4 separate regions of the Homo sapiens genome follow, and regions 1, 2 and 3 are each linked to region 4. The links are chromatin loops, found by intact Hi-C in ENCODE. Cell type or tissue: endothelial cell of umbilical vein. All regions are shown on one strand. Region 1 overlaps LIN28B (lin-28 RNA binding posttranscriptional regulator B). Region 2 holds the start of LIN28B-AS1 (LIN28B antisense RNA 1). Region 3 overlaps HACE1 (HECT domain and ankyrin repeat containing E3 ubiquitin protein ligase 1). Region 4 overlaps LIN28B (lin-28 RNA binding posttranscriptional regulator B).

What was found. A loop is a pair of places that touch in the nucleus more often than their neighbours do. Peaks named below come from ENCODE experiments on the same cell type or tissue, not always from the same donor. Only the 100,000 strongest peaks of a DNase experiment are listed, where the experiment ranks them.
Region 1: it touches region 4 in a loop (15-fold over the local background); 25 of 110 quality-filtered maps call a loop at or near these places.
Region 2: it touches region 4 in a loop (17-fold over the local background); 24 of 110 quality-filtered maps call a loop at or near these places.
Region 3: it touches region 4 in a loop (18-fold over the local background); 36 of 110 quality-filtered maps call a loop at or near these places.

What each region holds. Positions count from the first base shown.
Region 1 is chr6:104,993,299-105,001,298 of GRCh38, reverse strand. The region is part of intron 2 of LIN28B (lin-28 RNA binding posttranscriptional regulator B); the gene reads right to left. Among named protein-coding and RNA genes, the nearest start is that of LIN28B, 40 kb to the right of the region's middle. In endothelial cell of umbilical vein, no CTCF peak of the experiment used is centred here; a DNase peak (open chromatin) is centred at 4,938.
Region 2 is chr6:104,938,267-104,946,266 of GRCh38, reverse strand. LIN28B-AS1 (LIN28B antisense RNA 1) reads left to right here and starts at 5,740. Exons shown (of 3, transcript NR_046407.1): 1 at 5,740-5,889; 2 at 6,054-6,089. It also overlaps a transcript of LIN28B not described here. RefSeq lists an enhancer at 4,684-5,518. In endothelial cell of umbilical vein, a CTCF peak has its summit at 4,663 (motif pointing left); no DNase peak of the experiment used is centred here; H3K4me3 peaks cover 1,266 bases; H3K27me3 peaks cover 1,250 bases.
Region 3 is chr6:104,786,667-104,794,666 of GRCh38, reverse strand. It overlaps HACE1 (HECT domain and ankyrin repeat containing E3 ubiquitin protein ligase 1), which reads left to right. Exons shown (of 24, transcript NM_020771.4): 11 at 3,013-3,163. Among named protein-coding and RNA genes, the nearest start is that of HACE1, 69 kb to the left of the region's middle. In endothelial cell of umbilical vein, no CTCF peak of the experiment used is centred here; a DNase peak (open chromatin) is centred at 4,606.
Region 4 is chr6:105,074,889-105,082,888 of GRCh38, reverse strand. LIN28B (lin-28 RNA binding posttranscriptional regulator B) reads right to left here. Exons shown (of 4, transcript NM_001004317.4): 4 at 1-4,475. The coding sequence ends at 4,106. Among named protein-coding and RNA genes, the nearest start is that of POPDC1, 58 kb to the left of the region's middle. In endothelial cell of umbilical vein, a CTCF peak has its summit at 4,818 (motif pointing right); a DNase peak (open chromatin) is centred at 4,838; H3K27me3 peaks cover 187 bases.

The DNA.
Region 1 (8,000 bases), 82 kb after region 4:
GCCAAATGATTTATATGTGTTCCACAGGCAGAGCATGTAGACACTGTTCATACCCCACATAATTGTGGTAGTCAGCTTGCTTAAAAATATACATAGTAACTCAGGGTCAAAGCTACCACAGACAAAACTTCAAAAATATTTTAATAAGAAAGGGCATCTGATCAACCTAGAAGATCTTCTTGTTTACTATCTGCATATGATGGTAGCAATGAGTGAAGTAACAACAGCTGTTGGTCAAAGGCTTCTAACAAGATGATTTTAAAAAACTGAAAATACAAATAACATAAAATATACACATAAATGTCAATATATATATGTTTTCACATCTGCCATCTATAAACTATTTTTAAAATTTAAAAGAATTAGTTGTCTGAATTGGAGTTCAACGAGGTGAAACTCGGAATACAAAAGTAACATCTAAGGTAGTTTGAATCAGTAGTGTGACCTTGGTCATATTAATTCAGCTTTCTGTACATAACAGTAATTCTGAATTAGGGTTGTTGTAAGAATTAGATGAGTGAATATATGTCAACTGCTTAGAACAACTGGCATATAGTAAATCTTATATTTAGTGATTATTATTCTAGGTTAAGGAAGGATTTTCTATTTTTTTAATTTAATAAATATTTTAAATTTTTATTCTTTATTATTTAAATTATTTTACCTATTAAATTAAAACACTAGTGCAACAGAAATCCAGTTACAACATAGCTCTTTTATATAAAAAGGTCTCTTGAACAATTAGTCTTGACAGGCAAAACTAGTTCTGACCAGACCAGCATTAAAATAGAATTTTGCATGGAAATGTGCCAACATTTTAAAGGTATTTATAAGTGACTGCTATTGCTTTGTTTTCTAATCGTCACAAATACTACCCATTCATTTTAGAAAATATAGACAAGAAAAACAGAAAGTAAAAAACAACTTGAAATCCCACCACACTACTGTGACCATTTTATTTTTTTACCACTCTGTTACCACTATAAAAAACTGTGTGTATAGAAAACTTGCATTTTTTCATACACACAGAGAGATGGAGATATAACTGTTTTTTTAAACATGGCTCCTTCTATACCCAATGTTTCATACTATACTTTTTTCATTTAGGAAGATAACATGCATAGAATTGAACATTTTAAGACCATGGTTTTAGCAGCCAAATGTGCCCCCTCCCCCACCATTTTTGCAGGTAAACTCTTATTTGAAACTTCTGTATTAAAAAAATAGAGACAAAACATTCTGGTTGAAGCAGAATGGAAATGTGCTCAGCTTTCCCCTTCCCTGGTGGTCCTCAAAAGGAGTGCCAAGGAAATCAAAGAACTTCTGAATACAGTTAACAATGTAATCCCAGCACTTTGGGAGGCCGAGGCAGGCGGATCACACCTAAGGTTGGGAGTTCAAGACCTGCTTGACCAACATGGAGAAACCCCGTCTCTAATAAAAACACAAAATTTGCCAGGCATGGTGGCACATGCCTGTAGTCCCAGCTACTCCGGGGGCTGAGGCAGGAGAATCACTTGAACCCGGGAGGCAGAAGTTGTAGTGAGCCGAGATCATGCCAATGCACTCCAGCCTGGGCGACAAGAACGAACTCCGTCTCCAAAAAAAAAGAACTTCCTTTGTTCAGCACCATAAGACAGGGTAAAACAAACAAATAACTTAAATTGGCTACACAATATACATGCCATTACATTGATGTTCATGATTTAATCACCTAATGATGAACATGTTTCTAATTCTTTGTTGTAAGTGCTATAATAAATATCTTTGTGCATATCCATTCTAATTTACATGCTTTTGATATACATTACAAATTATTTCTCTGCAACCTTGCTAGTATTAGGTATTATCATTAAAACAGGCTGGGTTAGGTGGGTTATGCCTGGAATCCCAACATTTTAGGAGACTGAGGTGGGATGACTGCTTGAGGCCAGGAGTTCAAGACCAGCCTGGGAATCATAGCAAGATCCCATCTCTACAAAAAACACAAAATCAGTTGGAAGTGGTGTCAAAGGCCTATAGTCCCAGCTGCTCTGGAGGGTGAGGTAGGAGGATCTCTTGAGCCTTAGAGTTCAAGGTTGCAATGAGCTATGAGCATGCCACTGAACTCTAGCCCCCACCTCAAAAAATAAATAAATAAATAAAATAATAACATTGCCAAACTTTCATCTACTAAATGTTGCTTTCAAATTTCAGTTCTTTAATTTCTATATTTATATCTTCATGAATTTCCATATTCCTGTCCTTTGCCCATTTTCGATAACGATGCTTGTTTTTTCTAATTCTCAAAAGTTCTATATACTGCAAGGATTTTAAATCTTTTGTCTGTACATTATAAATCATTTTCTTACTTTGCAATTGGCCTTTCAATTACTTAAGAAGTTTCTACAAGCTATTTAAGTCTAGTAATAAAAATATAGTTAAAATGACAAAGATCCTTAGTCATGCACAATACCCAAAAAATTACCTGGTTTACCGTACATACATACTTAATTTATACATAATTTACTCACTTTAGTTAAATATTTTAGACCCCAATGTGTAAGTAAACTGTCTTGATGACATTAAAATATATTTGGAATAAAATATTTCACTCATTAAATGGCCATCATTACTTTTATAAATAATAGGTTATCTAAATATAAAAATGACTTTAAATGTCAACATCAGTGAATGATAAATGATACTGGATTCTAAGAGGAAATGAATGGACAAGAAGAAATTAATTTTTTATATAGGCAGTTGTAACATGACACAGCTGGCAAGTACGGAGAGAAAAAAGTAGTTAAATATAAATGGTGAAGGTAAACAAATTTTAAAATCACAAATTATTATTGTCTATATTTTAACAATAAACTATTATACAAAGAATAAAATTAAACCAGCTAATCCTAAATTATTTTGGAATAAGCTCATTGTTAAGTATGTTCTGTTTAACACTGAAAAATCTAAACAAAATGATAATAAAATGTTAACAGATTTACATCCCTCTTTTAGTTGAACTTTATGCTTTATGAATAAAATATAGTCACAGGACTTCAATTACATAATAGGTTAAATTTTACTGCAATGAACTTCAATTATTTCTTGGTTTTAACCTTGTGGGGTCTTATAACATGAAACACTTCTTAAAAACATGGGTCTTGAATTAGGTATGTTTATTTTAATATTCTGTTATTGTATGGTTTGATCAGTATTACACATTTTAGCTAAAACTATTCTAATTATGACTAAAACAAGTTAAATGGATAACAAAAGGACTTAATTTTACAGCATAAAAGGGTTTAAAACAATCTTTCAACAATAAGGCTTTTCCAATAATGAAACCTTTTTTTCCTCAGTTTATTATTGTATATAAATAAGACAGTCTTTTCAAAAGCATGTAGAAGAAGACAAGCTCATCAAAAAGGCACAAGGGAATAAATTAAGGAAAAAAGGCTACTGCTGCTTCCCATGAGTGACACCAACACTAATGGGGATGCTAGGCATATAAACCCGGAAGTGTCAGCCTTAGCTAATGTGCTAAGACTAATTTTTATGGGATATGAACCCGGCCATGTGCAGATTATAAATTCTGATTTCAGTACAAGTATGAGCTTCTTACCATTAGAAATTCTACCATCATTATTCTCTATCATCATCACCAAATGTCAAACCTCTCAACCTGAAAACATTTTATCATTTTAGCAGTCAGGTCTATATTGCAACTTTCAGGCTATCTCATAGAAATAACGTGTGTGTGTGGCGGGGGGGGGCGGGTGTTACATATTTTTGTTGGTACTATATTATATTGGGCAACTGAGAAACTATACATATAGATACAGTTCAATTTCGTCATCATCAAGGTTCAAATTTTTTATTCTTTTCTTCCTTTCACTCCATCTTATCTATATATACGAAATACTATATAAATCACAATATTTATATATCATAACAATAAAATTAAAATTATAACCATGTAAAAATATTTTATGGACAAACTTTTTCTTTTCTTTTTCTTTTCTTTTTTTTTTTTTTTGAGACGGAGTCTCGTTCTGTCGCGCAGGCTGGAGTGCAGTGGCGCGATCTTGGCTCACTGCAACCTCTGCCTCCCGGGTCCACGCCATTCTCCTGCCTCAGCCTCCCGAGTAGCTGGGACTACAGGTGTGTGCCACCATGCCCAGCTAATTTTTTGTATTCTTAGTAGAGATGGGGCTTCACCGTGTTAGCCAGGATGGTCTCGATCTCCTGACCTCATGATCCACCCGCCTTGGCCTCCCAAAGTGCTGGGATTACAGGCATGAACCACTGTGCCCGGCCTTTCTTTTCCTTTTAAAAACCAAGGTTTCACTCTGTCACCCAGGCTGGAGTGCAATAGCTCATTCCTAGCTCACGCAGCCTCAAACTCCTGGGGTGAAGTGATCTTCCTACCTTAGCTTCCCCCAAGTAGCTGGGACCACGGGTGCATGCCCCCTTACCTGGCTTGGACAAACATTTTTAAGAAAAATAAAGTTATTTGAAATAGACTTATAGGCAAGGTAAAATGTTCATTAAACAATTAAGGGGGAGTTTTGTCCACAAACACTATTTTCATCATACCACAACCTGGTTAAGGAATCTACATGAAGGATATTCCAAAGTTTATCAATTAAAACCATATACGACCTGGTTTTTCCTTACTTTACTACCCCTCTACACCTCCTTAATTACTGTCCTTAGTGTATTCCCAATACAGACTTACTAGAGCACTTCCTAACAACACCCAACATTTGTCTCTGCCTCTAAGCCTTTGCTAAATTCTTCTCTTCACTTATCACTGTTATATACTGAGAAAGACAGAAGCAGCCCTTCACAGTCAGGAGCTGTCTTGGCACTATCTGTTAGGCCAAGAGTGTTCTGTTGAACATAAACAATTTCAGAGAACACTAACATCAGACAAGAACATTCTGTGACCTTATCTGAACAGAGACAAAAACAAGAACACTGTCCAAACCAGAAATGATCAAACACTCCCCTCTTCTGGCTAATAAAGTTGTTTAACAATTTCTAGTTTTAGCCCTGCTATATTCCTCTTTCTAGATAAGAATTGTTAAGATACCCAACCACAGAATGACTCCTGCTTTCTGATGGCATCCAGTCCAGAGCAAATCCCTGCTTCCTTAACCCTCTGCAAATCCCCTAACATAAACTCAAGTCCCATAAGTCCTTTTTAACGCCCTCTTATTGAGATGCTACAAGATTCCACATGATGTGCCGTGTCTCACACTGCTGCAAATTATAAACCTGATTTTGTTTGATTCACATGTGTTTCTAGTGGGGTATGTATATATGTGTATTTTATATATATATATATAAAGTATATAATTTTAAAATAATTTTTAAATATTTTTTAAACCTTACTCAGAAGACATAGTTATCTAAGAAGTTTCCCTTCATTATATAAGCCCAAGCTACTTTTAGTTTGGCTTTAGCTATTTTTTTTAGTTTAGTTTATATTTAGTTCATCATGTTTTTACAGTTCTTATTACATGTATTTATTTACATGCTGTTGAGTAAAAATGTTTCCATTAAACGCACATATATATTTGCCTTCTACTTCCGAAACAGAAGATATGCTTCTTGTGGATCTAAACATTTATATCTTTCTATCACTATGAAGAAAGTATGTCACTAATCCCTCTTATTTACTGGTACTTTGCTAAGTTCTATTCCTGGATTCTTTTCTTCCCACTCTACATTTTCTATTTCACTACCACTTAAATCTGATGATTCCCATATCTATAACTAGAACCTAGACTTGAGTTCTCAGACCCACATGAATATATCCAACTGGATGGTCACAGGGCCTGCATACTTACATTTCTAAAACAGATTTTATATCTGGCCCCCCCAAATCTGAGGATCCCTCTCCTTCACTATAATTCTCATGCTTCTGTCTCTCCGATCCACTCAATCAACTCAAGCTAGAAATGTAATAAGTCACTCGTATGCTTGCCTCCTCTCTCACCCTCTACAACCAATAGTCTACCAAATCCTAAGTATACTCTCCTTAAATCTCTAATGTTCCTGTTTGTCTCCAGTGTTACTGCTTTGGTTAAGGCCTCCTTTACCCTTTTCCTAGAAATGCAGTTCTCTTACCTTCCTTAAATGCATCCTCAATACACAGGCTGAGTATCCCTTATCCAAAATGCTTGGAACCAGAAGTGTTTGAGATTTTGGACATTTCTGGGATTTTGAAATATATGCATTATACTTACCAGCTGAGCATCCCTAATCCCCAAAATCCAAAATGCTCCAGTGAGTATTTCCTTTGGACAGTAAGTTGGTGCTCAAAAATTTTTGGATCTTGGAAGATTTTGGATTTGAGATTTTCCAGTTAGGGATAACTCAGTCTGCAATACAGCAAGAACCACTTATAGTGAAAATCTGTTCAAATTACTTGTCTGCTTAAAATCCTTCAAAGGCTCCCCGTGTGAATCAGTTTAAAGCCGACCTTTCAATAAGTTTAAGGCCAACCTTTCCATCCCTCTTACCTCTTCAACCAACTGTCTCACACCGTCCTCTCATCCTTTGCCCACACTTAACTATTTAAAATGTTCTAAAAATGCCTGGCTCTGAATGTAATGCCTTCTCTGTTGAGAATTACTGCCTGACAAAGACCCTTCTCTTACAAGGCTCAAATTAATAATCGACTCTTACATAATATTTTTAACACCCTGACAAATGAAAAACCTCCCCTTTTGGGATTCCAATATACAAATTTTCCCAACAGGATCTATGTCACTTTTATGAACGATTTATAGCTTTCTCTCCTATTCCAAACCACAAGGTCCTTGAAGACAGAGCCCATGACTGAATCCATTTTTAAATCCTAAATAGCTAACACAATGCCTGGCAGAAAACAAAATTGAATGGATAAGTTAAATAACTGATTTGCTAATTCTTAGTAAAACAATTTTATTTTGCCACAGATCTTCACTTAAAAGTATCGTTAAAAGTTAAAAAATGTTTTTATCGGTCAGGCGCGGTGGCTCACGCCTGTAATCCCAGCAATTTGGGAGGCCGAGGCGGGCGGATCACGAGGTCAGGAGATCGAGACCAACCTGGCTAACACAGTGAAATGCCGTCTCTACTAAAAATACAAAAAATTAGCCGGGTGTGGTGGCACACGCCTGTAATCCCAGCTACTTGGAAGGCTGAGGCAGGAGAATGGCATGAACCTGGAAGGCGGAGCTTGCAGTGAGCCGAGATTGCGCCACTGCCCTCCAGCCTGGGCGACAGAAGGAGACTCCGTCTCAAAAATATATATATATATTTTTATCAAGAACTGGTATAGTTTAATGATACCTTTAGAGATAAATATTTTCTGCTCAATACTATTTAAGAAAAAGTAACTTTCTAAGATGATTGGTTTATTGCTTTTGGAATTATTATTTGTACTGACGCTCACAAAATTAAGGGTCTTAACTTTTTTTTTTTTTTTTTTGAGACAATCTCGCTCTGTCATCCAGGCTGGAAGTGCAGTGACTCAATCTCGGCTCACCGCAACCTCCGTCTCCCAGGTTAAAGGGATTCTTGTGCCTCAGCCTCCCAAGTAGCTGGGACTACAGATGCATGCCACCACACCTGGCTAGTTTTTGTATTTTTGTAGAGATAGGGTTTCACCATCTTGGCCAGGCTGGTCTTGAACTCCTGGCCTCGAGCAATCCACCCACCTCGGCCTCCCAAAGTGCTGGGATTACAGGCCTAAGCCACCGCCCCCAGCCAAAGCTCTTAACTTTAAAAGCCTGAAACAAACAAATTAAACAATGGCCATTTATTCAACAATAAAATCTTGTTTTGTTTTGTTTTTTTGAGAAAGGGTCTTGTTCTGCCACCAAGGCTGGAATGCAGTGGTGTGATCACAGCTCACTACAGTCGAAATCCTGAGCTCAAGTGATCTCCTGCCTCAGCCTCCCAAGTAGCTCAGACTACAGGTCCTCTCCACCATGCCCAGCTAATTTTTATTTTTTATTTTGGTA
Region 2 (8,000 bases), 140 kb after region 4:
AAAAGTAAGAGAAATAGTTACACATGACTTTCTACAGTTTAAAAATATTAGGCTATTGGAGTTTGAAAACAAGCTTCACATTCGGTGAAATATTTTTACAATTATCAAGAGAACAGAAAATTTTATATTAGGAAAAAATCTCAAAGTTGCATTATTTCTTATATTTATAAAGTATATAATTTAATTTAGAATATATCATATGAAACACTCAACCTTAAATCAGAGGGTAGTATTTTTGGCACTGCTGAATCACAGAGATAAATTTAATTTTCTCAACCATATTACAAATAGAAATTTTATTTGTTTCATATAAGATATGGACACCTCTATCATTCTCTTCAAATACTGTAATAAGAAGAATTTATTTTGGAAAATAAAAACAAATGAGTAATAATTTAAGATGACTGGCATATTTTCAAAATTGTTTAAAGGCAATATTATGGCACAGATAGCAGCTGGCAAACACAATTCTTTAGCTTAAATGTAAGCTATAACACAGTTGAGCCACAGCACAGTTAGTTTTGCTAATGTGTTTGTATTTTCCAACATATGAAATAATAACTTTATGTAATCGAGCTCACAGCCCAGTCACTGTTAGATCACGTTGAAGAAAAGTAAAAGAAAGCGATAGTGGTTTCAAATCAAAAAGATCAAAATAATGGCAAAATTCCTGCCTTAAAAAAGGTAATCACATATACTTTGAAGGCCCACCATAACTTTAAGACAAAACTTTAAAGTGGCTTTTTGATACAGTAAACAAAAATGATTCTAGGTAAAACTGAACACTTCTTTTAATTACAATAATAACAAGGAAATTTTATTGACATACATTTTAAGTTTTAATATACAACATTATTAATGGTTCAAAATTTATATCATCACCAGAGATTAACAAGTAAATGAGAACTTTGTGTATTCTAAATATTTTCAATTAACATTTTAATAAAGATAAAGAGACACTTTACAAGTTACTCATCCTTACAACACTGGGTGACTTACTGATGTAATAAATGTAATAGCAAATAAAAATAATAGGATTTTAACTAACAGAGGAGATTATAACAGACTAATACAAAAGATAACACATAATTTACAGATTTTTTCTAAAATGTTAAATCCACAAAATGTCTATTTTTTAACCTATACAGTCTAGAATATTTTAGTTAAAATGTTTTTGTAAAGTCTGAACAAATGATGCACAGAAAAATGTTTGAAAAACATAAAAGTAGCATTTCGGCTCTTGCCTTTCCAAGTAAGTCTGTAAAATAAATACTGATTTCAAAATATCTAGAAAATTGTAAACATGTTTTTCCACCATTAGAACTGGCCATTCAACATCAAGTCTTTTTTTCCATATAATTAAGCTTTTGTTCCGCTAAGAAAAAACTAGAAACTGGTTGCTTGAAAATGAGCTGCATGCCCTTTGTCCTGATTTGTCACCTTTGACCCTTAATTTGATGATCCTGCATATCAACCCATTCTATTTTTAGAAGAATCATGTCAAAGTTCTATGCTTAAAATAGTACTTTTTACTGATATATTAAATGTATTACAACATTACTTTTCAGGTAATTTCTACAATGGTTTCATACTAGTACTCATTTCATATAATGTAGAGCACAGTAATATTGTAAGCAGTAAAAGCCTGCTGTTTGTCCTGTTTCAAACAATAGAAAATTTCCCCCAAATGACAGGTCAATATCATTATAATTTCAAAATTTATATTCTTATTTTTTAAATTATTTAATGTTTTTAAGTGTAATTTATTTCATGAATGATTTCTAATTTAAGCTTGATATCACATATTTTGATGTTGGTTTTGATAGTGCCAGAATATGAACCTAAATCAAAAATTGCAAATATCAAGTTCATACTCTATCTTACCAGTAGTGTCAACTAAAACTGTACAGTTTTTGAGTTAAATAACTAGTTGCTTAAACGGGTTTTTAAAATCTTGTCATCATCTGCAAGTGGCAGCTTTCAAAGAAAGAGAAAACCTCTAGCATTGATCCTATTGATTTTACTGACATTATTCAAAATCAATGTTACACAGTAAATTAATATACTTCAGGGATAACATTTCTCTATCACAATTTCTGATGATTCCAATTCAACTAGGTGAAAAGCAAAAAAAAAATTTATGAAATATATATGCATATATTTCCTATAGTCATGATGCTACTTGAATCCCTACACAATTTCTGTGTACTGTACAGTTTTCAGTCAGATTTAGCAGGGACCAATATGGCTGTCTTGATTCAGCACTGTGGCCAGCGACTTTGTCGAGCATCATTGTGTCAGAGAAATCCAACACAATAATGTACATGTATACAAGTACATGGTGGGCAAGTTTCTCAAAACAATGAGATTCTGTATTTCATATATTCGAAGACTTATTCATATAAATCAACCTGAAGTATTTGAATGTAAAGAATTTCCATTGTTCTTCTTGGCAAGCTAGAAATACTTTACTTTGTGGTTCATCAAAAACAGTAGTTATTTGTAAAGAAAATACAGTCCCTTTAAAAGTCAAGGAAATAAGGTACAGGTTCAAAAGTATTTAAACAAAAAAAACTGAGTATCTGAGAATTTTAAAAGAAAATTAAATTCTATTAAAAAATACCTAATAAGAAAACGCTTTAGTTGTCCAAAAATTTGTAACGCCACTTTCATAATCAATAATTTAATTACTTCTAAATTGATTCATCCCTGTATGCCCATGTTTCATTTTTTAAATCAATGCAACTTTGGATTAAGATAAATGTTTATAGATCATTTCCTGACCTGAACTTGCTAATACAGTCCCCAAATTTGGTAGCTGTGCCTAGCGCTTCAATTATTTTTAAAGAGACATCACTCACACCTGAAGACTGTTATTCATACATGTTTTATTTAATAACTTATTTTCTTCCTTTAATCATGATTTGTAAATTATGACAGCAGTGTGTCACAAAACCCTAATCATGTTACCAGATCAGATACCAAGCATTATCAAACTTTTAGGCAGGTAAGATCTATTTAATCTTCTCTTTCTTCAGAGTAAACCGGAAAAAAAAAGCCAAACTTAAATTCACCGTATTTTGGGATTTATATGTGCAATAAACTTAAAAACAAGTTATTCTGAAGACTAACTTTGAGCACTACTATTTTAAATCTCGATTTGCTTCCCTTACAAAGTATAAGATTGACATACCTCGCCTCACAACCTAGCGATTTTTAAATTTAAATCTTGACTAATTTCACAACAAACTTTTTATTGTTTCTGAAGTCTAGCAGAGAACATACATAGTAAGACACCATACAGTCTGACAAGGATTAATGAGAATATAATTATTGAATCATTTAGTTCCAGATCTATTGAGAAGCACCTATAAAGTTACCAAAAACCAATATGCATTACAACCCGATCCAATTCCTTAAATTTTTATGACCTTATATTGTAAAGCAAAGATTAGCTGATCCTACTTGTAAAATGGAAAAGTCAAATAAAACTTTTTTATTCATTGGTAGAAGAGGCCTTGTGTCAGTTTCATTTCTAAAGCTCTGTAGGAAATTAAGCACACTGGATTGCTGTGTTTCATACATGCAAAGATAAATAATTTGGCAGGCAAGAACCTTCCCTAAGATGGACAAGGGTGTAATTATTATTGAAAATGGAATACTGATTATTACATTCTCTTCTGTTAATTTATCATATGACTCCTCTATAAAATCTATGCAAATTCACAGCAGAAGAAAAAAAGGCATAAATTTCATAGCAAATTTATTTTTTCATACAAATTGGCATATATTTCCAAGAATTCACCCTTAACTTTCAAATCTTCCCTGAAAGCTTTCATAAAACTGTGATGTTTTATACTTATTGTTGGACGTAAAAATGTGCTTTTTAAAAAAGCACTTTTGCATTATCTAAGTAAATATGGTAATAACCAGCACCAAAAAAAGAAACATTAATATTTTCTTGATTAAAAATCACTTTAAGTCATATTTTCCCAGCAATGTTGTAAAACGTTTTAAATTCATTCTAATACTAGTTGTCAGGTGTAATTTTCACTTCCACAGTATTTGTGATCGATAAATAAAAAACTACAATAGAATAGGAGTATAATTTATTTTCCCCTTGCATTAACAATAATAGGTATAAAAATCTACAGTGGAGAATTTAGTTCCATGAACAGTGACACTTGGCAACCTTAAAAACCTACGGATGAAAACAAACCCACAAAGAACTGAAGGGAACTCAAGGAAACACAGGCACCTAAGATTTCATTCTGTGTTACATGAAACAATTCAAAATGGCGGACTTACTATTACTTACATTTAAGAAATTTCCGCAATAAGGGCACTAAATACATACTGTTAGATTTTACTCGAAAACACTCAATATTTACCAACGTGCAATTTTTAAAAAAAGTTTTTGGAGTACAAATCTTCACAAAGCACCCGCATCCAATGTTCCAGTCAGTAGTCAGTTAATGCTCCTGCAAACGTATCATTTCCTCTTTGGTTTTTCCTTTTCAAAAACAACCTAAATCCAAGTGCGTTCTTCCCCGTTCTTTTCAAAATCCTTAATTTTAATTCATGAATTTACATCACCGATACCAAAGCAAAAACGATCCCCGACGCCTGCCCGGTACAAAGCAGTTCGGCTTGCGGAGCGCGAAAGGGAGGTGCGCACGCCCTCTGGCGGCGCGGCCCCGTGCGTCCCAGACGAGCCGGCACCGGCCGCGAGGACCCGCCGCCGGGACCCCAGCCTGCGCCGCACCCTCGCGCCCTGCGCCCCCGCGTGGCCTGCGCCCCCGCCCTGCCCCGCCCCGCCCTCCCGCTCCAAGCCGGCTTTGGCCGCCCGGCAGCAACCGCAGCGGCGAGCCTGGGCGGCCGCTGTGGCAACGCAGTGCCCACACCGGGCGCCGACCCAGCAGCACCGAGCGGGGAGAGAAAGGTGTGAACCCGGAAGTACATCGACTGCCCGCGTCTTAGCGGCAGCACCGGGGCAATAAATCAGGGCCGGCGAAGGAAAGACGCGGCGCGCCGGCTTCCGAACCGCAACTTGCTGCGAGACCTGTCACTTCCCCGCGGTGCCCAGTCCTCGCCCCTCCCTGGCGCTCGCGCCTCCTCTTTTCTTCCTGCTCCTCAGCACGGAGCTCCCCTCGACGTTGCTCACGTGCCAGACTCGGGACCGCGAGCGGCGTCCGCACCCGCACGCACACCCGGCCACGCTCGCACTCGCGCGGCCGCGGGGCCGGCTGCTTACCTCCGGGGCCTCATGGTCGCGTCGCTAGCCTGGGTGTGAGAGGGGGAGAGGGTGTGAGGACGTGTGTGGCGTTCAGTCCCGAAGGACGGGGCGGAGGAAGGGGCCTGGAGTCTGTCACTTCCTGAGGGAGCGCGGAGGTCGAGAGACCTGTGAGGCGCGCGGCGGGGCCGGGAGGGTCAGCACATTGTGAGCCGGCAAGGGGACGCGGAACAGCCGGGCGGCGCGCGGCCACCGGGCACGGAATCCGCTGTCGCCACCACTCCGCCGCCGCAGCCCGGCGAGTGGCGGGGCGCGGGGAGGAGGGGGCTGAGCCGGGTGGGGGAGCGCGGGGCGCGGCGGCGGCACCAGGCGGTTCGACTGGAGCCCTGCGTCAGCCGGCGGCACGCGCACACCTGCCCGCCGCCGCTACCGGCCGCGTCATTGGCTGCCGGCGCCGAGCGCGCGAGATTGAACCTTCCATTCATTCCAGGGCCGGGCGGGCGAGCGCGGCCGCGGTGGAGCTTTACCGCGGGCGCCCCCGAACCCCCGAAGCGCGTCCCCGCGCAGGCCGTGGGCGCGCACGGCCGCTGCCGCCGTTTGTTCTGGTGGAGGCTGCGAGTGCCTGGGCCTGTGACTCCCGGCTCTCCGCGCGCAGCGTCAGTCTGGGAGGGAAGCTCACATGGCGGTCCCTAGGGTGCGACTGGAGGGAGGCGGGACGATGCTACTCCTTGCTCCCCAACCTGACACCTTGGTGCGGTAAAACTGTAAGAAGGTAACAAAATCATATCTGAAGCCCAGGTCTTCTTTTCTTTTACTACAGATGCCCTGGACATCATTCCGAACAGCACAATTCAAGGTAATAATAGTCATGTATTTCAGAATCCAGTGAGCATGGTAGACAATGCCAGAAGTTTGGGGAACCTACTGTCAGCTGTTTCTTTTCCTAAACAATAAGATACTCAACGTCAAATTGGATGATACAAACTTAATCATCATCACTCAAAGAGCCACAAGATCTGGGGCCAAAAATACTGTGATATATACACATATTTAGCTTGGTATTTTGGTATATGTTCCCAAAATATCACTGCTTTCTCTCCTATAATTTTCTACCTGATAATTTTATAGTTCTTTCTTATACTTTGGGTAGTTTCTCATCAGACTTTCAGAACTAAACAGTACTAGTCAATCATTATCTGACCAGCTAAAAAATCGAATATCGCCTTGTAATCTGGACTGTTCTGTGGAACTGACTAAAGGGATTAAATATTTCAGCAAACTAAAAATTTGTTCAAAAATTTAAAATATAGGAAATCAAATTAAAAGTGGAAAACTTTTCAAATGAAAACACTTTCATTTGAAAGTAACTAATAAAGGCCAGTTCACTGGCTACTATTGTATGACTAAAAGGCAAATCTCCAAACCGTTGCTGTGTGATGATACATTTCTCCCTTCCAATTTCTGGATTGGGATTAAGAAACCAATGTATCTATCAAGGGTAACCACAGTCTAGAAAAAAGCATCTCTGGCCTGGGAGTGAGATCAATGCAGACAAACTGATCAGAAGCAAAATCCTGTTGTGACCCCTCCTAAGAATTTTCCACATTGGCTACCACCTTCAGCAAATTCCCTGGATGGCTGCTCAACTTTCCATTGAGCTAGTGGAGTGAATACCACTTACTTTAAAGATGCCTTTTCACTGGCAAGTATGTAAAGTATTTCTTACATTACTTTGCGAAGTAGTACAGAGGATTCTTTCAGATACAATTCTTAGTTATAATCATTGTATCAATTTACACTATGATTTCAAATATAATTTAGAGGAAAAAGATGTGGACATTGATTACTAGAAATGAAAAACAGCAATTAATTATATCACCATCTGAAATGTGATATGCTTTGACTTTAAAGCATTATAGTAATTTTTTATTTATGAGTAGAGCTTACAAATGCACTTACAGAATGAACTGTTTTTTTTAATAGCTATGTTTCTAGGTATTTTGTAAGCCTTTCAGCATTTAAGTGTGATGTATATTTATGCAATACCTATTTAAAGTCCTGAGAAGAATTGTAAACAGAAAATAAAAAATTAAAACACAACCCAGGGTTAGTATCCCAGCACTCAAGAGTTCATCCTTTTTTTTGATTTCAAACTAGTTATCATCATGCCATCATGCTCCTGTGACACAAATAAAAAATGGGACATTATAATATTTAATGTATTATTTCATATAAGGTACCCGAAAGGGGCGATGATGAACATTGATAGGCTAAGCATTAAGGAGTATGTTAGCATGATTAGAAATGAATGAAAAGCCATAAGAACAAAGGAATTTATCATTTACGTATGGCTCTTGGCAATTTCTTTTTCTTTTCAGGTTTTTTTTTTTTTCTTGAGACAGGGTCTCACTATGTCCCCCAGGCTTGAGTGCAGTAGTGCAATCTTGGCTCACTGCAGCCTCCACCTTCTGGGTTCACGGGATTCTCGTGCCTCAGTCTCCTAAGTAGCTGGGATTACAGGCCTGCTCTACCACACGCAGCTAATTTTTGTATTTTTAGTAAAGATGGGGTTTCACCATGTTGCCCACGCTGGTCTCAAACTCCTGGCCTCAAGCAGTCTGCCCACCTGGCCCTTCAAAGTGCTGGGATTACAGGCGTGATCCACCATGCCTGACCTTGGCAATTTCCTTCTAAAAGTGAACCTTGGCAATTTCTTTATAAAAGTGAATCCCTCTACCTGGGACCATGGTCATAATTTATTTTACCT
Region 3 (8,000 bases), 290 kb after region 4:
CTCCCAAAGTGCTGGGATTACAGGCGTGCGCCAATGCGCCTGGCCAAATACATATTTTTGAGGGCGTACCATCCATTAGGCCATCTGTGAGGTGATCATGAATAAAACAGACAAGATCTCTATGTTGAAATTACAGTCTAATCAGGATTTTATTGGATTTTATTCCATTTTGTTGGAAACTGGCAATATCTTTATGAGTTGTGAGAGTGAAATAAGATAATTCTGTAAAATGCAAAACAGTGGGTCCAGTATATAGTAGAGGTGATGATGGTTATAATTTTAAGTACCCTATAATACCATTTAACCTGTTTTCCTACATTAGAAAACTTATTTTTTCTTCTTAAATATTTGTCATATTATATATACTTCCACAGTAATTATAAAGCATTTATGTTTTGATGTATCTATGTTTTTAAGTTTACCTTCATCACTTATTAAGCAGGTACCAAGCTAAGGAGCATTCGAATATATTATTTCATTTATACCTTACAGTAACTTTATAATTTAGATGTTATCTCCATTTTACATGTAAAAAAATTGAAGTTAAATGATTTGCCAAGCTAATAAATAAACCTGGATTTATATCCTCATTAGTAAATAGCGGATTCTAGGTTCTAATCTAGCTTCTAAAAATGACAGGGGTGGTTGGTGGGACAGGAGAAACAGGGTAGGAAAAAGGAACCCATGACCAAAACAATAGTAGTTTTTAAAAAATTACTCTGCTAAACTGTGCTCTCTCACCACTTATGGTGCTACCTTCCAAGTGCTTTATAGAATCTTATTTTTATGGCCATTTTTGGCCTGTAAATATCTCATTGTTGGGGTTGGTAGTGAGTATTGGTTATTAGTTAGAATTTATTGTACTGTAAAAAGGTAATTCTTAAGATGATTTCAAATACAAATTGTTTCCCCCTGCTGATTTATGTTTAATGGTATTTTTGTAGAGTATCTCATTTGTGTTTATTTGTGAATCATTTTATGTTTCTTAACCCATTATGTGAAGTAATGTTGACCCTTGTTTTAATAGAAATTTTCATTAAGAAAATAACTGATTCAAATATATGTTAATTAGTGACAACTAAGGTGTTATCCAGCACACTTTTGGAAAAATTTGTAGCCTATTATCTAACTGATTTCAGGAATATTTGCTAAAGATAATAAACATTTACTGAGGCGTTTGCACATAATGCTATGTTTATATTGAAATGAAATTTTATCGTCCTTTCTATATATTTATGATTGAAAGTAAAGGTAGTTAACAATGTGGAAATGAACAGAGAAATCATAGCTATATGCTAAGTAAGACACTGAATAAGAATATACCCATATAAACCAAAGGCGAGGATTTTACAATGATAGGGGTTTGAGTTAGGAAATTAATTTTTTTTTTTTTTTTTTTTGAGATGTAGTCTCGCTCTATCGCCCAGGCTGGAGTGCAGTGGCGCGATCTCGGCTTACTGCGAGCTCCACCTCCCGGGTTCATGCCATCCTCCTGCCTCAGCCTCCCAAGTAGCTGGGACTACATGGGCCTGCCACCACGCCCGGCTAATTTTTTGTATTTTTAGTAGAGACGGGGTTTCACTGTGTAGCCAGGATGGTCTCGATCTCCTGACCTCGTGATCTGCCTGCCTCGGCCTCCCAAAGTGCTGGGATTACAGGCGTGAGCCACCACGCCCGGCAAAAGCAACTATTTTAAAGGAAGGGGCCGGGGAAGAAGAGAGCTCCGTGCTTCTAATGAGCAAAGGCAGCAACAACCTTGAGCTTCTGCAGCCCTTGGTATTTATTGGGTAGAAAGAGCAGGGAGGAGGAGCAAATGATTGGTCAGCTGCTTGATTGATCACAGCTTCATATTATTGCTAACAGGCTTCAGATGTACCTAATCACAAGAAATACTTATGCCTGGGTCGTGACTGCCCTCAGCATTCCTTCTGGGTGGCAGATGCAGTTTTTCAGTTTGCCAGCATCCTGCATTTATGAGAACAGTTGGCTGTTTACTCATATAGCCTCCAGTGGTATACTGAGTTGATCATGACCTTCACCCTTTTGGCCTCCAACATACAAAGTTAATCCTGCTGTTCTGCGCAGAAGTTCATGCAACTCTTTGCTTTGCTCCGACATTTGTGATACAAGATAACTGATGTTAGAGATTTCAAAATAAAACCACCATCAACCAACAAAAATACTGTGTTTAAAGATATATTATTAGATTCAATACAAATTTAGCCTAACTCGTACAGTTTTTCTGTGGAAAGGTAATTATTGGTATTCATGATGTTGACCAATACCAAGGTAACTGTGGGATTCTGAAGGGCTTTCTGATCAGTAAAAGTGAGTTTATGTTAATTTAATATGATTTAGTGTTAATTGAATTTTAGTCTTTTCTTTTTTCATGGTAGGCAAATATTTCCTATATTTGTGTATAGTCATAAGGCAGCCCGTTACGTAGAGAACAAACCTAATGCAGATAGCAACTTTTAAATTTTTCAATTTGTGAATGTTCTATATGTGAATAATTTGTTACTATTCTGTGGTGGGAAGGGGATATGGGATTATGGATATAGTGGCAGAGTTTAGTTTAGCTTCTTCGTTAAAACAGTTGTGGGTTGGCCTAAGAATATGATGATTTATACCATTGCTTCTCTGTGAAATACAGACTTCTAAAGTATAAATTTAATTTACAAATATACTTCTGAAAGTAAAAATTTAGGAGTTGCCTTGAAGTTGTTGCCACAAGAAACCAACTATTCTAAAGGAGTGATTTTCTTCATGTTTTATGCTTTGATCATTGGTTATATTCTGGGTGCTTAAGAAATAGTAATTTATTTATATGCAAGTTAAATAATGTAACTTCCTGTTAAACTGTTCTATCTCCTATCATGATAGGAAAGGAATTGTACTCCAGTTACATTATAATATGAAACAGATGGTCAGTGGGATGAAAATGTTTTAAAATAAGTATTTTAATATGTAATTTGTTTTACTCTAATCTCATATTTTAATTTTTATTTTCAGCCTCTCTAGCAATTATGATGCTCAAATGAAGAGCCTTTTAAGGATTGTGAGAATGTTTTGTCACGTCTTTCGAATTGGTCCATCCTCCCCCAGTAATGGAATTGATATGGGCTACAATGGGAATAAAACTCCAAGAAGCCAGGTGTTCAAGGTGAGAAAAGTATATGGCATTGTTAGGAAGATAGACGTAAAAGAGATGAATTTGACAAAGCATGCATTCATTAATCAGAAAGCTCATGAACAGGTTGTAAGTTTGGTTTATACCCATATCACTTTCAAAATTAGGCACACCTTTCTCCTCTCAACTCTGTCTAATCAACAGCAAGTTGGTGAGCTTTCTGTATTTTTCTTACAAATAAAATTTTTTATTCCATTGGTGTTTTATTCTAAGGGTAGAGATATTTAGTGTTTAAAATTAATTTTATTAAATTATAGGTTTTTAATGTAATATGCAGCCACCATGCTTTTGAAAGAAATGTATTTCTTATTAGTAAGGAAATAAAATGCACAGTTTTTATTTAGATTTTAATATGATATGTGTGTTAGATGTGTGTCTGTATGTGTTTTCAAAGTAAGGTACTTTCATTTACTGGGTTTGCTGACAGTTAATTCCTGAGATAACTGCAAGGAAGAGTTGTTGAGATATTTTCTTAAAATATTTTGTATTGCTTCAGCTGCCTTTCTAAGCACATATGGATGAAGTCCTTGGAAGATTCATGTAAAAACCAAGGGAGTTTTGCTACTCATGTTAAATTATAATTTTATGAAGTAAACAAAATGAATAGGACTATAATTGCTCTTGTTAATGTTTTTTTGGGTGACATTTTAAAGTAACAGATTTTAGAAAAATGTGTAATTTAATAACTTTGTGTTTTTTATTTCTTCATGTATTTATTTTTTGAAACGGAGCCTCACTCTGTTGCCTAGGCTGGAATGCAGTGGCACAATCATGGTTGACTGCAGCCTCTACCTCCCTGGGCTCAGGTGATGCTCCCACCTCAACCTCCCCAGTAGCTGGGACTAGAGGTGCATGCCACCATACCTGGCTAATTTTTGTATTTTTTGTTAGAGATGGGGCTTTGCCATGTTGCCCAGGCTAGTCTCGAACTCCTGGGCTCAAGCAGTCTGTCTGCCTCTGCCTCCCAAAGTGCTGGGATTGCAGGCGTGAGCCACTGCACCCAGCCAACTTACATTTCTTTAAACAATGGTTTGAGTATAAAATATAGGTTATTTATCAAAAAAGTGATATAAATGTTTTTATGTGCCACTTCCTTGAAAACTAGTTAGGATTGAAAGCTTTGCTGTCTCTAAAATTCAAAGCTAAACTAGTGTTCTATACTAAATGATTCTTTCCTTACATGGAAAATTTTTGCAAAAAGGTAAAAATAAAGTTTGCAAGAACTTTGACACTAGTAGATTAATACTTAGAATAGATATGGTAGTCTTTTAGAAAGGTTATGTATGAATGTCTGTCCATCTGTTTTACTCTCTTTAAAAAAATCAGTCTAGGAAGGACAGTTTTTAGCCATATATGTATGTGTGTGTGTGCACGTTGAGTGTGTATTTTTGTTTTCTTTTTTTTTTTTCTTATTGTGCCACCTCCTGGAAGAATGAAGTTATGCATTCTTGTAATTCATGTGGCTTTTCACGTACCACTTCCTTGAGCTCTAGTTAGGAGTGACGACTTACTGTCTTTGTAAAATTTTGATCTACATTATTGACCTACTCTTTTTGTCAGGGCTGTTTTAAGCAAGCTTTACTGCTTCAAACATTCATATCACACAAAGTTGTTTTTAATGTGTTCTGGCGTGGCTCACTTTGTTAGTGACGGAATCTACCCATGATTTGACTTTGACTCATACTTTCTACTCATCAGTAATGATGAATATAAAATCAAATCAGGTATAGATGTGGTCAATATTATTCAAATTGGGTTAGATTATATTTAATTTTGTCTGATTTCTTTGGTTAAAATTTCGATCTGCTACCTGTTAGCTAATATCAGAAAATATGTGTTAAGTAGCCTCTCTATAGGTGATTTAAATGATTTAAATATTGATTTAAATGTTAGTTTTCTACCTACACAGTCAATACAGACATAATAGAGTAGAAAAGGATATCTGTTTTTCCTTTTTAGCTTATGTTTAAAAAATAGAACCCAGACTTTATGTTTTGTCATGTGTCTATGATATATATAATATATAAATACTTTCTTATTTCAAGAATTTTGTTGGTATCTTTGTTTCATTTTTTAAGGTACTGCTTTCTACAGCATTGACAACTACTATTTCTTCTCATCACTTATTTTCTCTTAAATTTTGAACTTCCATTTTGTAAAACACTAATTGTAAAACTCAGCTAGTTTTTAAACACATTAATAAGTATTAACTGTTAAAGAATTTATTAGTCTCTTTTCATTCAGTTTTATGAATGAAACATGGAATCTTTGGGGATTGGCAAAATGATCTGCCCTTCCATTTACAAGGATAAAAATAGAAACTGTACATTGTCATCCATGGGAATCAGATCTCCTGTTCATTGTGGGGGTGATTTCAAGTAAAAATCTTTGCTAGTTACTGAGTTGCTGTGATGTTAGACTGGAAATACCATTTTAATTCTTACCACATTTTGTCTGAGGTAGCAATTGATCCCTAATTTCCATTTCATTAACAAGGTACTCTAATGCTACTTTATTGTTCAAATTAACTAATGGGTTTTCCATTAAGAATGAGTGGGTTTATAGGCCATGTGTTTTTAGTAGGTGAAATTGTTTAACATCCTGTTATTAGTTTTCTGATTTATTTTAGAAGTTCTTCAAGTTAGTCTTAACACATAGCCATTCTTTCAGCATTAAGAGATGTTTATCTAGTGCCTTGGGAAATTTGGAGCATTTGAAGGAGAAGATCATTTTTATTTTTGAAGCACAGTGAACATGGGGAAGACAATTTAGGCTTCCTGAGTCTTGCTGTGTTCTTTTTTTGTGAATAGTAAGCTGTGACTATTAATGGTTTCATAGACTTACAATTTGGAAATTTTGGTAACCAAGAAAGATTGTGAAACTTTTAACTTCAAGATCTTATCTTGTGGGTTGTGGCATTTGACATTAGGTTAAGAATAGTCAGACTAACAGGATATCAATGTACTATGAATGAACATTAAGTTAATAATACTTTTCTGCCAAATTCATTCCTCATTTCAGCACTTCTTGAAATTTTAAAAAATCGTTCAGTAAGCTCGAGATTGTATATTTTGAAATATGACTTAAAATGCTTATAAATCATGTATGATTGGCATATCATTGTTACTATATGTAGAATATAATTCTTCAGTAAGGATCACTCAATAATAATGAATGAAGCAGTATTTTCACAGTACCAAGAAACCTGCTAATATTTTCAGTAGTAATTAACTCATTGTTCGGTAACAAATGGTATGTATGGTGTTTCTTATTTAATGTATTTTATTATTTATGAATATAGAAAGTATCAGATATAGTATGCAATGGTTTATTTTTAATTTTAAAATTTATTTGAATCCTTTTTGTTGGTGGCTGCTACCATAGTTAGAAATTAAAGTTATTTTCATAGTATTCTTTTTTGTGATTGAAGAATGAATTTTCTGAATAGATCTTCAAAGAGAAAACTTCCTAGGTAAACTCACCTCAAGGTTGGGATTTAGTTTTAATGTATGTATGATTGAAGAAATAAAAGGTAAGAAAAGAGAGAAAAGTAAAGAAAGGTCCAATGTGGTTTATTACTTATCTTATTTTTTTTCTCATTCTTCTAATTATTTGCTGTGTTCCTTTATTAAAAACTCTGGCTTTTCGACATCTTTGTTGTCACTTTTACACATATCCATTTTTTTCTTTGGTGTTATTTCTGCACCACTGAAAATTTGTCTTTCATTTTTTACACATTGTCAATATTTGAAAATAGGATCACTGTTGGTTTAGACTCAGTGCTCATCTGCATGATCAGCCTGTGTCATTTCTTGCGTTAGGCCTTACCTCCTTTCAGTGTGTTGATTTTCTAGGTTTTATCTTTTCTCATTTAGAGGCCAATTATTCTTTTTTCTTTTTGTTTCAAGCAGTTTTATATCACCACCTGTTCTTTCCATTTCAGAAGTTCATTTTCTGATATAAAGCTAAATAGTTTTGCTGACATAAGTTCTTTTCATCTTCTACAGCAGGTTCAGTGTTTTGCTCATAAAGAGAAACTATAGTTTCAACTTGGATCATGATTAGAATTTTCAGTGAAGGTATCTGTCAGTATTTATGGCAGCTGGGTGCTTCTTGCCCTTCTTTAAGCAGTTCAGGGACTCCAAATCTGTCAACCGTTGTGAGTATGGAAGAGCCCTCATTACGGGTGAGAGGGATGCTTACTTTAACTTCGAAGGAGGGTATAATTTCTCTTAAAAAAGGAAACATTGTACTTAACCCGACTACCTAGTGCATAGTACTGGTTGAGTGAGTGAACTAGGTTTTTGTTGATTGTAGTAGTGGTGGTTTTGTTGGTTTTGTTGTGTTTTTCTGCTTTTTGGTTGAACGTGTAAATGAAGGCCTGAGGTGATTTAATTATTTGCAAATTCAGTAAGTAAAATATTTTCAAAAAGAGAATATTACAGAAATCTGAAGAAAGGCTGAAAGTGGCAGTGAAGGTATTTGTTAGATAATAATTGGGAAGAATTTCCTGGCAGAATAGTTCAAACATTTTCTAAGGTTCCAAATATGGTTGTATAATCTCCTTCCATGGCGGTCTTTAAAAGAAAGATTATTTCTTTCCTTGAAATATTTTAAAGGTGAGTCTTTCTGTAGCACATGGTGTAGTTTGTAGCATTCTGTAATCATGTCAGATTCAAAAAGTGAGATAAACTTTTATATTTATTTGCAGAAGGATAGCTAATCATTCTCAATAAGAATATTTAAAATAGTGTAGGATGAAGGGATTGTTTAACCACTGTACCACTTATAAACTATTAATCTTTATTTG
Region 4 (8,000 bases):
GATTCAAGAGGTAGTCAACACCATCATTTTCAAGCTGGTAACTCTCACAAGTGTTAAGCCACAGATGCATTAAATATCATAATACTTCTCACAGTACAGTACTTTACCATAACTTGCAGCTTTGTTCCAAATATAAAATTTAAAAATGAATCATAGGTCAACTTCTCACTCTAACTGAACAATTAAGACACAGATCATACAACCACCACATCTTAAAGAGGCTGTTGACAGCTATGTAAGACAGAGTTTGATGCTTTTAACAAGATGTTCTTCTCTAAAACAAATAAATCTCATTAAGACATCTAGAAAATTAAAGTCAGTGCAGCTGCACTTGTACATACTTTCCCAAATTTTATAACCAAAGGGGAAATACACATATATATTTTATGATAAACATTTCTTAGAGAAAACAGATAAATTAATTTAAATTAACTTTAAGACTTAATGAGATTTCCCATGTCCTGTATAATTCATCTTATAGTGAATGTTACAAAGTCTATTAACACTTATGGGCTCCTATTCACAAACTAAATACAACCAGCAGTAACTTGGGGCCGCACTGGTGCAAAATAAAACTGAGCCAGAATAAAAAAAGTATCGGCAATATTGGAGGTGGACTGATGCTAATAACATGACATTTCTTGATCTTTTTTCTTACATTGCACTCTAAACTTCCAAGTTATAAGCAGGTAAAAATCTTTCTAAATCTTTCAACTGCAAAAATACATCCAAGGCCTTCTAGTGAAGACTAGAAACCCAAGTATAAAAATGTTTTCATTATAGTCTGCCATGTAGCAAAAGATCAGCTTACAGGGCTAAGAGACTGGCAATGCATCTTGTTTAGGAATTACATTTGTGTTGACATGAGGGTGAGGTCAAGAGATAACTTAATTCACAGACCTGCTGCCCCACCATTAGTAATCCCTGCAAAGTGATGCTTCACACAGACCCTTTTCCCTCAATAGCTAGTAATGGCATTGCATGTTCATTCCTTGGCAAGCCAGTGCTAGTTAGTTATGTGCCTGGGGCTATAATGCTGCAATACGCTTGGCTTCAGGGCAGCACAGACAGTAAATGAAGGACATTGGCGTCTTTTAAACTCTTTGCCTAGCATGAATACCTGCATACACCAACCCCTCTCCCTGCTACCCCTTCCAACCTCCACCTCTGGGCAAAGTGGTGCTTCTAAGACTGCTTCCGTGTTCTGTTTTGCTTAAGTTGAACAGTGCCCATAATTCTTTAAACTAAATACATGATTATTTTAAGGAAATGTTTGGAGACTTTGCTAACTAAAACGAGATGCTTCATTATTCACAAGTGTTTGTCAGAAACATGCAGTTGTGAATTGCTATTTATAATACAGATAAAAAGGTTCTGTACCAGAGAATTATCAGCCACCTGTAAGGCTGGAACAGCATACATACAGGTGTGCTATGTATCAACTATGAGGTAGCCTTTTGCTGTAAACAGAGTAATATTTTACCTATGTAAATGAACAATGTGTTCACATCAGTGATATTCACATATGCACAGAGTTGAGGGAATCTGCTTTAGAGGAGTTTTCACATGAAATAAAAATAGGATAACTGATATCTGATATTCAAAAATTTTGATCTGTGTCAAACTCAGAGGTAGTTACTATCATCAGTACATAATACTTATATAAAGGTATAAGTTATTTGGTTTGTTTTGAGTAAGCAGGACTGTAGACTAGTCTGTAAAGAAACAACAAAAATATTACATGGTATGTTCCCTGAGCAAAGTTCTTTGTCCTGAGTATGTTATGTAATAGTGATAATATTCTCATATAAAAAATAAACCCCAACTTTCAACCATAAGATAGGTTTGGTATGTGCTCTTAGTTTAGTCTGGTAAGATGATGAAAAGGATTTCAAATTGCACCCATAAAGACCATAGTTCTCAAGTGTTTCTATTTTTTTTTACCATGATTTTAGCTCTGAATTTCTTTTTGTAAACAGGAAGTGTCCAATTTTGAAGTCCATAATTTCCTATTTCCATAAGGTGAAGGAACTTTGGTTTGAATTTTCAAAGTGACTTATCTATCATGTTTTGCATTTTTACTGTTAACCTGCTTATTATACCTGCTAAAAATTGAGCAACGCTTATCATGTTTTGCATTTTACTGTTAACTTGCTTATTATGCCTGCTAAAAATTAAGCAATGCCACTTTGATTTGTCTACATAATTTAAATAAGTTTGAAATCCTCACATAAGGCAAGGAAGTACTTCTCTACAGCTATATCACATTCAATATCGTCAAAGGTAAGCTTTGCATCACAGCACACCGATATTTCAGTGTATACCACGCAGATTCTCACAATCACTGTTGTGAAATTCAAGCTGAGTTGTAAAGGACTGGCAACCCAACCTGAGGCATTTTCGTCTTATGGTGGTTTGCTGAAACAGCAGCAACTATACACGTCTCCCATGACAGGACAGGCGGGAGAGGAAGTAGAAACTGTTCAGCAGAATATGTCTCATTTGAGTCATGCTATTTTTATTTAATTATCTGAGCTTACACCAACAGGCCCATACATTATAATTATAATGCTTAATCTTATTCCCAATATTAAGCACTATAATTAACTGGTACCTTCTTGCAGATGTTTCAGAAATTTGCCCATAACATCTAGAGCCAGGATGACCCCAAAATAATTTTTTTTTCCATGACCGAAACCTAACAGGACCAATACTATGGCCCCTAGCCAGTTTATCACTCTAACGAGAACCAACCTGAGAAGATTCTCCCTGGCACTGAATGTTCATCCTGTATCCACCATATAGGTTACTTCAGAATAAGCATTGAAGGTCACTTCCATAAGATCAAAGTTACTGTATAAAATACTTCTAGCTCTCTGGTGGGAGAGGTTTGGTACCTCTGCCCCAGGCTTGTCACTCTTGTTAACTGCCACTAAATGCTGCACTTTTTCGTATCATTTGCAGGTCATATATATTGGGCAACTGTGAACATCCACTTAATTTTAATTCTCAACCCCAGTATTTAATTCATTTCTTTGCTGCTTGTTTGTTTTAGAAACAAATTAGATAACTCTCCAGGAGGAATAAAAACCACCACCAAAAATATATGCCAAACAATTGGAGTTCTCTAAGGTCTTCAGTAGTAAATAAGGAGGGCTCCCTGCTCTAAGCAATGGGTAGAAGATTGAGTTAGCCAAGGGAAGCTGCTGTTGCCACACAATCCCTTACAACCCTCACAACATGGAAAAGGTTACAAGAAGCTGATATTAAAATACTACTGAAAACAAGCCACTAAGATGATCCTCCCCTTCATTTCTCTTAATAGGCATCTAATTTTACAATTAAACACAGAATTTAAAACAGTGAAATATCGGCCCAAATTACACATTCATTGTCTTTTCTGGAGTTATGTTATCCCAGAATCAAAAAAGCTTATGGCAGTCAGAGGCATATGAAGTTAAGGTACTGCCTTCAAAAAAGGGGGAAAAAAATTACTACTCCAGAGATTTCAAGAAAAAGAGGCAATCCCAAATTCGGGAGAACTGGATGTCTTAAAAACCTTTAGTACCCCATAATTGGCAGCTCTGAGATCTGAAGTATCCTTTGGTTCACACAAAAGGTAACAGTCGTGTTTTTAGTTTTATATAATATAAAAGAAGTGGTATTTCAAGAAAACTCCAGTGGGTTAAATTTAAAACTATCTATAATGCTTCACATGGGTTTTCAATTCTTGGAAATATCCAATTATATGAGAGAGGGTGTGTGCTTTGATCTATACACAAATATATAAAGACAAAGCCTCTTTATATATGTGTCTACATTCCTATATAAAAATCCTCATGTACACACACAGACTCAGGCTCTCTCCCTCTCACACATGCACATATTGACAGACATAGTATCTTATTCTCTGAATTAACATAAAACATGACACCCTGCTCAAATGTAATTTGCTTAGAGTGATTTGTCTGTTTAAAAAATTCACAGTTCCCCAATAGTAGTTAAAATCCCAGGTCAGCTACTGCTTGTGAAATACTGTTCCCCTATACTTGCATGAGGTAGACTTTGCAACCGGGTAAAGGAAAGAACATATGAAGAAGACCTGTTATGTCTTTTTCCTTTTTTGAACTGAAGGCCCCTTTTTGCTTTGCTCTTCTGGTGCTATAGATGACTTCGTGGAGGAAGCTTCTTGAGGTGACCTGCCTGACCGTTCTGAGATCTCTGCCCTAGCCTCCTGAGGAAACGGTGGTGATGTACAGCCATGCCCGCCTCCCACTTCTCGAGGGAGAGTTGAAGTGCATGGCTGGGATTCTGCTTCCTGTCTTCCCTGAGAACTCGCGGGTGGCTGTGCAACATTTTTATGTGGGCAGTTTGCCACCATGTGCATGATGCTCTGACAGTAATGGCACTTCTTTGGCTGAGGAGGTAGACTACATTCCTTAGCATGATGATCAAGGCCACCACAGTTGTAGCATCTACAAGGAAAAAAGATGAAAACATCTTAGAAGTAGGCAGCATGTATCCAAAAACACATTTTAAAATGTGAAAACACACAAACTACCAATGAGATAAGCTTATTTTAATGTGCCTTCTTAAAAGCATTTATCATTGTTTATACTGGTTACACTGTTGGTTCAAAGACTATCATCACCAAAATGTTCTGGTGAGGTTAAAAACTTAGTTGTGTGAGACACAACTAAACACAGTGAAAAACAAGAGTATTAAAACATGTAAGAATATTTAATCACTTCCATATAGAAAGGATTCCTTTAAATTTGACACTATCTGGTCATTTTAAAAGAACCATTAAGCCCACTAGAGGGCAGCGAATATTCAACAAAAAACAACAAGCCAGTTTTAAAAACAAGAGTGTAGAAATACAGCTGTTGGCATGATACAAAGTGGCAATTCACTCAGAAACTGGCAAAATTTTAGACCAAATTTAAAAGTTTAACACTTCTTTGAATGTTAATTATTTTGACTGTAGAAACCAGCTAAACTGGAAAAATTTTTTTCCTTTGTATAAAATTAAGTAATGCAGTGAAATTTGATATATAAGAAAGTCAGAGTCTAGTCAGAAAGTCAGGATGATATCTGGCAAATTACCAAGTAATTTTAGAGCAATAGAGTAAATGTCTGAATCAGAACAGTGCTAAAAAAAGAAAGCTTCTAAATACTTAGATTGAATTAATAAAGGTTCATGCTAGTTCAATGATGAGAAAAGTTAACTTTCTTTTCTTTTTTGTAAGAAATTAGCTTTCTTTTAGGGTGATCTCTTTTAAGTTAAAATAAATGGAAATCCGTCCATAATATGTGAATGCACACTGGGGACATGGCTTTGTATTAGATGTTTGAAAGTTCAGCTTTTAGCTTGGCAAGGAAAGCTAAGCAAGAAAATTTTTTCAGAGGTATATTTGTTCAATCAGATTTTCTTCTAAAATTTTATATTAAAAGTAACAAAAAAACCATTAGTGGAAGAAACTAAGAAAAATTTATATTTACCAAAGGTGTTAAATCTGATTTTAAATACAGAATTTGTTTAATGACTTGTCTCCAAATGAAATATTTTAAGAGCTTTCTATTTTATTTTCCAAATACATTTATGACTCCATAAATCTCATTTATGAAGCACAAAGAACAACAGGTTATATATATATATTTTTTGAGATGGAATCTCTCTCTGTTGCCCAGGCCAGAGTGCAGTGATCTCGGTTCACTGCAACCTCTGCCTCCCGGATTTGGGCGATTCTCCTGCCTCAGCCTCGGGAGTAGCTAGGATTACAGGCATGTGCCACCATGCCCGGCTAATTTTTGTATTTTTGGTAGAGACAGGGTTTCACCATGTTGGCCAGGCTGGTCTTGAACTCCTGACCTCAAGTGATCCGCCTGCCCCTTCCTCCCAAAGTGCTGGGATTACAGACGTGAGCCACTGCACCCAGCCAGGTTATAATGTTTTTAAAAAATAATAACAAAATGTTTTAACTAGCTGGGTGGCGGTGGCTCACGCTTGTAATCCCAGCACTTTGGGAGACCGAGACAGGCGGATTATGAGGTCAGGAGATCCAGACCATTCTGGCCAACATGGTGAAACTCTGCCTCTACTAAAAATACAAAAATTAGCTGGGCATGATGGCGCGCGCTTGTAGTCCCAAGCTACTCGGGAGGCTGAGGCAGAACTGCTTGAACCTGGGAGGCGGAGGTTGCAGTAAGCCGAGATTGCGCCACTGCACTCCAGCCTGGCGACAGAGTGAGACTCCATCTCCAACAACAACAACAAAAAAAGTGTTAACTGAGAAAATTGGCTTAAGTCCAGACTCACAACAAGAAGTGAATTATGATGACATATTTGTATGTGTGTGAGAACATCAAACTTAATAATTTATTCTACCTTATATTTCATAGACAAACTACTAAGGTACTAACAACCTACTAAGCAGTGTATATAGGATATTTAGTATTTTATCTCCTGGCATAAATTGAACAGTGAATTTTTTAATTGGCAAAAATTAGGGTAACTATTGCCTGCTTCTCCAGTTAGCAATATTACCTTATATACTTTAGAATAATGAATTTATAAGATGGGCTTTTATTCTTTGCAATGATTAACAAGTATTTATCTTAGGACAGACTGAATCATATTTTCAAAAAGAGAAAAAAAAACAAGAAATCACATGTTGTAGTTAAATTATTCATTGTATAATTACATATCTTAATAAAGTATTACAGTGCAGATTCAATATTGTTTCAGCCATATGTTCTAAGAGAGTGTAAGATTAAATAATAAAGTTTACTTGCTAATGCTTAAAATTCAGGTTCTCAAAATAACACTAAAAAATGACATATTTGAAAAATATAACCACATTACTTATAATAATATATTTTCCCACACAGTTCTCCTCTACAATAGATAAGTGAATTCTTAAATTAAAGTTGCCCATCTATAAAATATCTTCTTTTGAATTAAATTCACTTCCTTGAGGATAACTTCCACTCAGGAGCTCATTTTCAAAGAGACAGAAAATAGGTTAAAGGCTTCAGTAATAGGGCTGGCTCTCCTGCAGACACATCAATTTTATCAGTCACCGTGGTATGCACTGTGTTATCCAATTCAGGGAACCATTTTGCCCACTCATTGACCAGGAGCCTGATGTCAGTATTCTACTTTCACAAATGGGATCTTCAATTACCCTCTATCTGTGCATTTACCATTAGATTTGGGCTATAAAAGTTATTTTTAAGGATGCTATATAATTTTGGTTTCCTTACATTTTGATCTGCATAGTTAATTCACCCCCTTGGCTTTCCTGATATGTGCTATCATTAGGCCAGACTTTCTTCCACATTGAAAAGATTTGCATTTAGTGTCTATGTGCTTAGCCTTAAAAGGGGGAGGAGTGGTATTTATATTCTCTTCTATTTAATCATTCAGTGTCAATCACTCTTACTAAGAGTACAGATCACTCTCCATTATGAAACCCCTTCCTTCCCAAGGGACTGACACCAAAATAGAAATGTTCAGCTACCTTGCAGCTCACAAATTATACCACAACTATATACTCCATACAAGCTATACATGATTTTAGTCCCCTTTGTTCACCCTCCACACTGTTCCACATCAGTTTGCCTTTGTAGTTGGAATGAATTTTACATTGTGATGTGAGCATAAAAATATCATGTGTGTCCATTTTTAGCTATATGCTTAAGAAATATAAGGACATAGTCTCACACAAAAGACCATACAAAGAAAACTATACTCATACTTTATTATATATTCCCATAGTCCAACATAAAAAATAAAATTATTCATGCTAAGTACTTTATTAAATGCTGAACCAATGGCACAAAGGATATTTTCTCATGCATTACAAATAAGATAAAATAGGCCAAGTGCAGTGGCTCATGCCTGTAATCCCAGCACTTCTGGGAGGCTGAGGCGGACAGATCACTTGAGGTCAGGAGTTTGAGACCAGCCTGGCCAACATGGCAAAACCCTGTCTCTA